2 separate regions of the Homo sapiens genome follow, and region 1 is linked to region 2. Evidence: chromatin loops called from intact Hi-C (ENCODE). Cell type or tissue: breast epithelium. All regions are shown on one strand. Each heading gives the region's core, and the rest is flanking DNA. Links, peaks and the distances in the headings are about the cores only. Region 1 overlaps TNFAIP8L1 (TNF alpha induced protein 8 like 1). Region 2 overlaps SH3GL1 (SH3 domain containing GRB2 like 1, endophilin A2).

Evidence for each region. Peaks named below come from ENCODE experiments on the same cell type or tissue, not always from the same donor. Only the 100,000 strongest peaks of a DNase experiment are listed, where the experiment ranks them.
Region 1: it touches region 2 in a loop (4-fold over the local background); 1 of 110 quality-filtered maps calls a loop at or near these places.

The regions. Positions count from the first base shown.
Region 1 is chr19:4,652,464-4,657,828 of GRCh38, reverse strand. TNFAIP8L1 (TNF alpha induced protein 8 like 1) reads right to left here. Exons shown (of 2, transcript NM_152362.3): 2 at 2,261-5,365. MYDGF (myeloid derived growth factor) reads left to right here. Exons shown (of 6, transcript NM_019107.4): 6 at 1-284. Among named protein-coding and RNA genes, the nearest start is that of MYDGF, 15 kb to the left of the region's middle. RefSeq lists a silencer at 3,048-3,097. In breast epithelium, for the core only: no CTCF peak of the experiment used is centred there; no DNase peak of the experiment used is centred there.
Region 2 is chr19:4,386,306-4,391,670 of GRCh38, reverse strand. The region is part of intron 1 of SH3GL1 (SH3 domain containing GRB2 like 1, endophilin A2); the gene reads left to right. Among named protein-coding and RNA genes, the nearest start is that of SH3GL1, 12 kb to the left of the region's middle. RefSeq lists enhancers at 444-1,052, 1,053-1,659, 1,660-2,267, 4,686-5,186. In breast epithelium, for the core only: CTCF peaks have their summits at 3,188 and 5,244; DNase peaks (open chromatin) are centred at 2,730 and 3,080; H3K4me3 peaks cover 2,163 bases; H3K27ac peaks cover 4,280 bases.

The DNA of each region.
Region 1 (5,365 bases), core at 160-5,159, 270 kb before region 2:
AACAGAGGGTCCAGGGCCCTCCTGGCTCCCAACAGCTTCTCAGTTCCCACTTCCTGCTGAGCTCTTCTGGACTCAGGATCGCAGATCCGGGGCACAAAGAGGGTGGGGAACATGGGGGCTATGCTGGGGAAAGCAGCCATGCTCCCCCCGACCTCCAGCCGAGCATCCTTCATGAGCCTGCAGAACTGCTTTCCTATGTTTACCCAGGGGACCTCCTTTCAGATGAACTGGGAAGAGATGAAATGTTTTTTCATATTTAAATAAATAAGAACATTAAAAAGCAACCCCACAGCCTGGGCCCTCCCGGCTGGCCGTTGCGGGTCAGGAGCTCAGACGCGGCTGACACTGCCCCACCGTGGGCGGGTGGGCGGTGTCTCTGGGTGGGACTTCTCTGCAGGCATCAAAGCGCTAGATCCCAAGGTGGCTGTATGTGAACTTGCCCCCTTCCCCCCTTGGCACTCGCTGTCCCTGGGTCCCCCACATGTTGTGAATTCACACCCGGGTTTCTGTGGCTGCCACAGGCCCCAGCGCGGGAGGATGTTCCAAGGCCGACCTGCTCTCTGCAGCCTGGGGCATTGGTTTCCCTTAGTTTGTTTTTCTTTTGAGACAGGGTCTTCTCCTGTCACCCAGGCTGAAGTGTAGTGGTGTAACACGGCTCACTGCAACCTCCACCTCCTGGGCTCAAGCGATCTTGCCACCTCAGCCTTCCAAGTAGCTGGGACTACAGGCACACGCCACCATGCCCGGCTAATTTTTGCATCTTCTTTTGATAGAGACAGCGTTTTGCCATGTTGCTCAGGCTGGTTTCGAACTGAGCTCAAGCAATCCACCTGTCTCGGCCTCCCAAAGTGCTGGGATTACAGGCATGAGCCACTGTGGCCAGCCTCCCGTAGTTTTTTGAAGCTGGGTTGCAACAGTGACTAAAAAACAAAAACAGACCAGACAGGATGGTTTACGCCCGTGAATCCCCGCACTTCGGGAGGCCAAGGTGGGAGAATCTCTTGACACCAGGAGTTCAAGACCAGCTTAGGCAACATAGCAAGACCCCCATCTCTACCAAAAAATAAATAATTTTAAAATTAGCCAGGTGTGGTGGGGCACACCTGTAATCCCAGCCACTCAGGAGCCTGAGGCAGGAGAATCGCCTGAACCCAGGAGTCCAAGGCAGCAGTGAGCCAAGATCGCGCCACTGCAGTCCAGCCTGGGCCACAGAGTGACACCTTGTCTCAAAAGAAAAAGAACCAGCCAGCCTTGACTTCCCAGCACACACTTGATGCCACCACATGAGGAAAGGACTGACGGCCGCACACATCAGCGGGAAGGGCCCCTAGACCAAGAATGGCAGTGCTCTGAGGTCTGAAGACCCCCCCGCCAAGGCCAGGAGGCTTTCCAGCTCTTGACTCTGAGGCTCCACGGGGCCCAGAAGATGAGCACGACAGGGTTGCCAGGGCCTCCTGTGCAGAAAAGGCCGTGGGAAACAGTGCCTACCACCAGTACCCTGGCCAAGGTAGGGGGACTCTCTCCTGGTCAGCTGGGATTCGCCCACAGCTTCTGGATCCCTGGCTGTCATCAAGGATGATGCCCGGGTGGCCTGATGCACCAGCATACATCAGGGCATCTCGGGACACACAGGAGCTTCCCCTCTGACCTTACGTGTGCATATGTGTGCTTTTTTTTTTTTTTTTTGGACAGGATCTTGCTCCATCACCCAGGCTGGAGTGCAGTGGTGCGATCTCGGCTCACCGCAGCCTCAACCTCCTGGGTCCAAGCCATCCTTCCAGATAGCTGGGACCACATGTGCATGCCACCCTGACTGGCTATAATTTTTTATTTTTTTATTCTGTTTCTGAGACCAAGTCTCACTCTGTTGCCCAGGCTGGAATGCAGTGGCACGATCTCATCTCACTGCAACCTCCGCCTCCCAGGTTCAAGTGATTCTCCTGCCTCAGCCTCCCAAGTAGCTGGGATTACAGGCACCCGCCGCCATGCCCAGCTAATTTTTGTACTTTTTAGTACAGATGGGGTCTCACCATCTTGGCCAGGCTGGTCTTGAACTCCTGACCTCAGGTGATCTGCCTGCCTCAGCCTCCCAAAGTGCTGGGATGACAGGCGTGAGCCACTGCACTTGGCCTTATATATATATATTTTTAGAGATAGGGTCTCGCTATGTTGCCCAGGGTGGTCTTGAACTCCTTGGCTCAAGTGATCCTCCTGCCTCGGCCTCCCAAAGCACTAGGTTTAACTGACATGAGCCACTGCGCCCAGGCTGGTGTGTGCTTTTATTTAAATTGTTCCGCAGTCCTATTTGGTTTGTTTCCTTTAATTAAATCTCAAATTTACAAGAGTCCAGACTGTCTGGACAGCCCAACAGGGACACAGAGAGTTTTACACACTGATGTCTCAACAGCACAGGGTTCCATCGGGACTTCGTGAGAAAATCAGGATCCATGTACGTTCTTGAAGAGCTGTCTCTCGGCCTAAGATAAGTGGAGAAGGTTGCCTTGGAAGCGTGGGGTAGAGGTAGGAACAGCTGGCTCTCTGGCCAAGGCCTTTGGCTTTTTCGCGGAAGCAAAAACCGAACCACGGGAAGGCTGCTCCGAGTCTGGGGTCAGAATTTCCTATCAGTGAGTGCAGCAGGCCAGGGAGAGGCGAAAGGGAGTGGAGAGGACTGTGGTGAAAGGGAGAGGGGCGGCCCCTGCACAGCTTCACCAGGCGTCAGTGCAGGCTCAGACGGCCGGACTGGCGAGTTTTCAAGAGAAACTCCAAATCCAGACAGGTGTGTGTGATCTCTTGGTTTTAAATGCAGACAAATTCCAAATGTCTCAAATACTGAATGGAGCCAGCTAGACCTACCTTCTCACCAAGTAAGGCCCACAGGCCCCTGCCGCAACCTCTACCCTCCACAGACAAGGTTCTGCAAAACAGTCATGGGACCTTGTTTCACCTCCCCCACAGGCACCCAAAATAACCTTCCTGACCTGCAGCAGCATTTTGCAATCTTTGAGAACCCCTGCCCCCTGCTGACAAACAAAAATGGCAAATAGACTCCCCCACACCACGCCTCCACGCCCTGAGCTGAGAATCGCCCGCATCTCGTGGGTGGTACCAGAGCCAAGACGACAGCCAAGCTTTGCTTTCTCAGCTCTGTCTTATAAAAGCAACATGGTTGGCTGGTTGGTTGCTGATTCTCCAAATATGAAATCACGATATTACAATGTGCACACTTTGTGAGGCCGAGGTAGGTAGGTCGCTTGAGCCCAGGAGTTCGAGACCATCCTGGGCAACATGGTGAGACCTTCTGTCTACAAAAAATACAAAGATTAGCCGGGTGTGCTCGTGCACACCTGTAGTCCCAGCTACCCGGGGCTGAGGTGGGAGGATCACTTGAGCCTGGAAGGAAGGGGCTGCAATGAGCCGAGATTTCACCACTGCACTCCAGCCTGGGTGACACAGCGAGACTTTGTCTCAAAACAATAAATAAATAAAATGTGCACACATCTCAGGTGGGTCCCCCCTCACCCCTGGGAGGTGGGCACGCTCCGTCCCCTCCCATGTGGCAGTCCCTGGATTGGAGCAGTTTCCCCTCCCGACCCAGGGCAGAGGTCTCCAGCTTCACGGAGGCATCCTGGCTGAACGTGCCAGCATTCACTGGAGCCTTCTTGAGTGGGGGCTTCCAGTACCACATCCTGTGGACTGAGGGGCTTCACGCACATTTATTCTCATTCAGTTCTCTGGGCCGCAAGTCTGAGATGAAGGTGTGGCCAGGGCTAGGTCCCTCCAAGGCTGAAGGGGATCTGCCCTGGGCCTCTCCCAGCTCCTGGTGGTGGCCGGCATCATTGGCCTTCCTTGCATGCATGTCTGTGTCCAAATACTTTTTTTTTTCTTTCTAAGACAGAGTCCCACTCTCACCCAAGCTGGAGTGCAGTGGCATGATCATCGGTCACTGCAGCCTCTTAACTCCTGGGCTCAAGTGATCTTCCCTCGTCATCTCTCAAGTAGCTGGGATTATACGTGTGCACCACCACAGTCACTTTTTTTTTTTTTTTTTTTTTTTTTTTTGAGACGAGTCTCGCTCTGTCACCAGGCTGAAGTGCAGTGGTGCAATCTCGGCTCACTGCAACCTCCGCCTCCCTGCAACCTGCGCCTCCCAGGTTCAAGCGATTCTCCTGCCTCAGCCTCCCAAGTAGCTGGGACTACAGGCACGCAACACCATGCCCGGCTAATTTTTGTATTTTTAGTAGAGACGGGGTTTCACCATGTTGGCCAGGATGGTCTCGATCTCTTGACCTTGTGATCTGCCCGCCTCAGCCTCCCAAAGTGCTGGGATTACAGGTGTGAGCCACCACGCCCGGCCCACCACGATAATTTTTTTTTTGTAGAGACGAGGGTCTCACCATGTTGCCCAGACTGGTCTTGAACTTCTGAGTTCAAGCAATCTTCCTGCCTCGGCCTCCCAAAGTGCTGGAATTAGAGTAGTGAGCCACTGCACGTGGCCTCAATCCCCCACTCCCCCGCTTCTTTTTTTGAGACAGAGTCTTGCTCTGTCACCCAGGCTGGAGTGCAGTGGCACAATCTCGGCTCACTGCAACCTCCTCCTCCTGGTTCAAGTGATTATCCTGCCTCAGCCTCCCGAGTAGCTGGGACTACAGGCATGTGCCACCATGCCCAGCTAATTTTTTGTATTTTCAGTAGAGATGGGGTTTCACCGTGTTAGCCAGGATGGTCTCGATCTCCTGACCTCGTGATCCGCCCGCCTCAGCCTCTCAAAGTGCTGGGATTACAGGCGTGAGCCACCGCGCCCTGCCCCAGGCCCCCTTTTTTTAAGGACCCCAGTCCTTGAATTGGGGCCCACCCTACTCCAAGATGAGATCATCTGAACTAATTCCATCTGTAATGATCCTATTTCCAAATCAGATCATCTTCTGAGGTCCTGGGGGTTAGGACGTGAGTTTATGGAAGGGGGGGTGCCGCGACTTGCCCCCTAACACTTCCCTTCCCCCAGTTCACCGTGTGAACCCGTAGTCCTTGTGCGAGGGATGAAAATCCCAGGCGACATGATCCAAGTGGGAGGCAGCAGCTTTTGGCTTTTACATCAAGCGACCCAGGGGTCGGCGTGGCCCAGAAAGTACAAACGGGTGAAAGGTGGTCCCCAGAGTAGGGCCCCAAATTCCTCTCCCCATTGGGCGGGGGCCAGGAGGAGAGGTGACATTGGTGTTTGAAACAGCTGCTACAGATGCCTCAGCATCCTCTCAAAGGAGACAGGTCACCCATCTGTCTAGGGGAGTTTGGCCGGAGTCCGATTGGGAGAAAAGAGGTGGAAAAAAACCCACAAACCCCACCCGCGCCCAGCAGGAGAGCCCCAAAA
Region 2 (5,365 bases), core at 299-5,298:
TGGCTCACCTGGCCCCCTTCACAGGGTTGGCTGTTGGTGGTCACTGGGCACTTTGTAACCAAGCAGCATCCTACGTTTTCCCATTCTTAACAAACCAGGACCAAGGGGTCATCAGACTCCGATTTCTGCCACCCGTGACTGCTGTACAGTAGGTCCCAGAACAAGTCAAGGGCTGAAAGTTCGGCTAAAAGTTTGTCTCTGACTCAGAATCCCGTGTTCACCAAAGACCAGTTGGGGCTCCGTGGGTGCTGATCGCCCTGCTTATCTGGGTGTGTGTTAAAGCCCAGCTCTGCAGTACTTAATTATATTCCAGGTGCCCCTAATAACAGCCTGTGAGTGCGAGATGAGGTGTCTCACCTTATGCCGCTCAGTTGAAGAAATTGGGGGCTGTCACATTTTGACACCCCAGACCTATCAAGCACACAGAGAACATGACACTGCTCACCCCACCCCTGGCCACCCAGGGGTGGCCGCTGTCACGTGCGCAGTGCACCTGAGGTCTGAGCTGGCAGCTGGGCCCCTCAGATGTCTGTGTGTGTGTCTGTTGCATTTTTTCCTCAAAGGAGAAACCTGCAGGTTGAGGCCCGTCCCGCTCAGACCTGCCTGTGTCTCTGTGTCCAGTGGACTTTAATCCAGGGGCCTAGGGTACAGCCAAGCCTTCACTGCTGCCTTAGCCCTTTTCCTCCTCCGTGATTGTTTCCAGTGTTTTGCAACTGATCTGATCTGGGGAAACGTCGTGTTTAATTTGGAGCATGCTGCCAACGTCCCCAGTAGGATTTCGGAGGCAGCCGCAGGTTTCGGCGCTGCCCGGGGCAGAGCTTAGAGGAGAAGCTCAGAGCGGCCTCCATGTTTCTCTTTTCCAAGCCCCTGAGGTCTTTAAGTGCCGGGAGGGTTGGAAGGGGAAGCATTGCCCCGGGGTGGGGGTGGGGTAGGTGTCAGGAGCTCAACAGGCTCTGGAGGCATCTCAGCAGGACCTGAGCTCTCCAACTCTAATGGCTTTTTAATGTGTGAGCTGAAGTGTCAGGGGGCGGTCTCTTCTGGTTCTTTTTCGAAGCTGTCCCTGGAAAGCGGATGAAAGAATGTGGTGGCCAGGGCTGCAGCGGGTTTCCCTCTCTCCCTTCTCTCCCCTCCTCTCCCTATCTCTCCCCCCTCTTCTTCCTCTCTTTCTGTTCTCACTCTTCCCTTGTCTTTCTCTCTGTCTCTCCCTTCTTTTGCCCTCTCACCTCTTCTTCCTCTCTCTCTGTCTGTCCTCTCCACACCTTCTTCCTGTCTGTCTGCCTGCCTGTCTCTCTCTTTCTCTATCTCTCGCCTTTTGCAGGGCTGGATTTGGCAAGCACTTTTCCTGAGCACTGCAGCTTGGTGCGTTTCTGCTCATTTCCTGTTAAGCAGTACCCAGGGCTCCCTGAACTCAGGCTCTGGGAGGACGGCCCTGTCTTCCTTTTCCTCTCCACTCCTAGAAAAACCTGCTGACCAGGCCCTGAGAGCAGGGTCACGGGGAGACCTCCTCACCACAGCAGGAAGATAGACGGACAGTTTCCTCCATTGGACCTGACTCAGCAGCGGCCCACTGACCGCCTGGGAGGGGGCTCCCGCCTAGCGGGCCGCAGTTCCACACCTGGGTAAGGGGACGAAGCACCCAGCAGGGGTCATGCCGCGTGTGACACAGTCTGTAGGGGCGGTGGTCATGGCAGATACTCAGAATCCAGATGGCATCAGGCCTGCGAGGGCATGGGGTGAGTGGGCCCACTCCCCTCCCTGGGCCGGGAACATGCGTCTCCTCTGCCCTGGCCCCCAAGTGGACAGCTCCCCACATGGTTTCATGCCAATGGGAGTGATTATTCCATTGCCGTTGCCACTGGAATATGAGCCCATTGCCGCCGGAGCCAGGCATTTGTGCTCATTGCTGCATCCCCAGTGTTTGGTTTACTGGCTGGCCTGCCCCAGGGAGCCGGTAAATATCACATGGAAGGACGGATGGGCCACCGTGGCCCCCACCCTACAGCGGATGGCCTCGTGTCGAGTTTGTGTGAGCACGCCCTAGAGGAAGAGAAGCAGGTCTCCACCTGGCCCAGGGTACAGTTCAAGCTCTCAGCCGAATTTCGGGAGCTTCTGGAGCCCCTGCCTTGGTCCCAGGTTTAAATGCTACTCTTCCCCTGCATGGGAACTCACACAGTCAGTCCCTCCCGCCCACCCTGTGTGGGGCCCTGTACTCTCCTGCCTCCTGTCCATGTCACCGGCCTCTCCTACCTCCCAACCTCATTTTCTCTCCACTTCCTGTCTGCCCTATAACGAACGCGTTTCTATCTCCCCTTATCCTTGGCATCTTCCGGGGATGCATGTGGGAACTGAGTTCTCAGCCCTTGGAGCTTCTGGCCTCGGGGTCCCCCACCCAGATGCCACACGCTGGTGTTCGTGTGAGGTGCTCTCCTCCCATCGGACGGCAGCTCCTGAGGCTGGGCTGTGCTCGGGCATGTGTGATGGGCCATGTTCTGCTGGGCACTGGCCTGCTGATGAGGTTGCCAGAGACGCCCCCTACAGAGGCTGAGCTAGAGGGCTCCTTCTCAGAGTGAGGGGCTGTCCTCCACAGGGCCCCTGTGGTGTCCCTGGTGGTGGCTCAACAGCAGCCCCTGGTCCGCTGGCCAGGCATCTGACCAGGCCGTGTCACAGCACCAGGGAGGCAGGTGGCTGACAAGGCCTCGGAGAACTCGGTTGGGAACAGGTCCGACTGCTCTGAAAAAATCAACAGCTCAGAGAGTGTCTCCTGTGGTTTAGGGTGTGTGTCCAGCTCCAGGGCTGCAGCTGACAGTCACCTGAACTTGGCCAGGTCCGAGGGCCTGACTGTGTCACAGGCAGTCTCTGACCCAGAGCCTGCCTGAGCAGGGTCCCTAAGAAGCCAAGCCCAGACGCCTGCTTCCCCCCTTGATCGAGGCCAGGCTGAAATGCACCTGCTGCTGCCCGGCTGGGCCGGTCTGCTCAGAGTTGGTGGTTCCCTGGCTTGAATGCTTCCCCAAACTAAACCACTCCCAGCCTCCAGAAACTGGCTCCCCAGCCCTGTTTGCCAAGATTCTTAGGACTTTTGCCATGGCTGGGCCTGGCCACCCATCCTGCAGCTCTCTCCCTGGCCTCTGTGCCCAGTTGCTGCAGTGACTTCTCTCTGATTGCCACAATAGGCCCTGCGGCTCCTCCCACTTCTCCCTGTGGATGGCCCCTTCTGTCTCTGAGCCTGCTGTCTCCTGTGCTTCCGCTGCCCCTCTCTGTACCTGTCTTCTAAGCCTGCGTCCCCTGTCCCAGCGTTCAAATGTGACACTCCCACGACTCGCAGACCACAGCAGGCAGCTGGCCAGCGGTGATGCCCTGAAATGACAGCCAGGGTTCATCGCCTGTCCTTCAGCTTGAACCCATTAGCTGATTCGGCCTCTTTCCTCTTAAATTACTTTTATTTTATCACTTTTAAAATGTATTTTAAAGGGGATCGTGGTATTTTTCCTTGCTCAATAACAGTAACTGGAATAGGCCGGACACGATGGCTCACACCTGTAATCCCAGCACTTTGGGAGGCCGAGGCAGGTGGATCACAAGGTCAGGAGTTTGAGACTAGACTGGCCAACATGGTGAAACCCCATCTCTACTAAAAATACAAAAATTAGCTGGGCGTGGGTGGCGCATGGCTGTAATCCCAGCTACTCAGGAGGCTGAGGCGGGAGAATCGCTTGAACTCAGGAGGCAGAGGTTGCAGTGAGCTGAGATCGCGCCAGTGCACTCCAGCCTGGCGACAGAGCGAGACTCTGTCTCAAAAAAACAAAAACAAAAACAAACAAAATTCGTCGGGCGTAGTAATGCATATCTGTAATCCCCGCTACTCGGGAGGCTGAGGCAGGCGAATCGCTGGAACCTGCGAGGTGAAGGTTGCCTTGAGCCAAGATAGCACCACTGCACTCTGCCTCAAAAACAAAACAACACAAAAAACCCCGCACAGTAAGTGGAATAACAAATACAACAGCAGCAAAACAATAGAGTGAAATTTTGCTGGATACCCCACCCCTGAGCCTGAGGTGTGCTCTCTTGTGAAAGAGCTGTTCGGGCTGGACGTGGTGATTCTTGCCTGTAATCCCAGCACTTAGGGAGGCTGAGGCAGGATTGCTTTAGCCCAGTTGTTCAAGCCCATTTGGGCAACACAATGAAACCCCGTCTGTACAAAAAATTAAATTAGCCAGTCATAGCGGTGCACACCTGTAGCCCAGCTACTTGGTAGGCTGAGGTGGGAGGATCACTTAAGTCCAGGAGTTTGAGGCTGCGGTGAGCTATCATCATGCCGCTGCCCTCCAGCCTGGGCAACAGAGCAAGACCCTGCCTAAAAAAAACAAAAACAAAGCCTGTACTATAGTAGTGCCCACCTGGAAGTTCCTTCTTGCCAGAATAAGAAATACAGAAGAGGGGCCAGGCGCGGTGGCTCATGCCTGTAATCCCAGCACTTTGGGAGGGCGAGGCGGGCAGATCACGAGGTCAGGAGATCGAGACCATCCTGGCTAACACGGTGAAACCGTGTCTCTGCTAAAAATACAAAGAATTAACTGGATGTGGTGGCGGGCACCTGTAGTCCCAGCTACTCGGGAGGCTGAGCCAGGAGTATGGCGTGAACCCGGGAGGCAGAGCTTGCAGTGAGCCAAGATTGCACCACTGCACTCCAGCCTGGGCGACAGAGCAAGACTCCATCTCAAAAGAAAAAGAAAAAGAAATACAGAAGGGGAATTGCAGCGGAGTTGTGTTCTGACCACGTGATTCACGTGCCTTATGCTTGTGTTAGCTGCCACGCTGTGGGAAATGCCTCACGGAAGGCACGTTGCCTTTTCCCTTGGGGCCCACCGCCATGCCCTCTGCAGTCTCGCCTCTTAGGATCGGGGGATCCTGCACACTGGGATTTGGGCTCAGGAAAGAGGGCTGATGGGTTGGTAACAGCCAGGTCCTGAGTGCCTGGGGAAAGGCATGGAAGCTGGAGACCCAGCAGTCAGCATTCTTAAGGAGTTCCCAAACATTGTTGGGCACGGTGGCTCGTGCCTGTAATCCCAGCTCTGAGGGAGGCAGAGGCAGGAGGAGCGCTTGAGCCCGGGAGTTTGAGATCTGCCTGGGCAGTATAGCAAGACCCTGTTCTCCAAAAAAAAAAAAAAAAAAGTGAAAAAGAAATAAAAAAAAAAAAGAGTTCCCAAACATCACCCAAGCAGTAATGCAAATATCTTCCTCCAGGACACCCCCATCCAGCCCTGCGTGCTGGAAGCAGAACTGCTGACTGATTATTTTTCTGCTGTCATTTCGGGACTTTGCCCCAGCACTAAGCAGAGACCCTTATTCTCAGGAAGCCCCCTGCGGA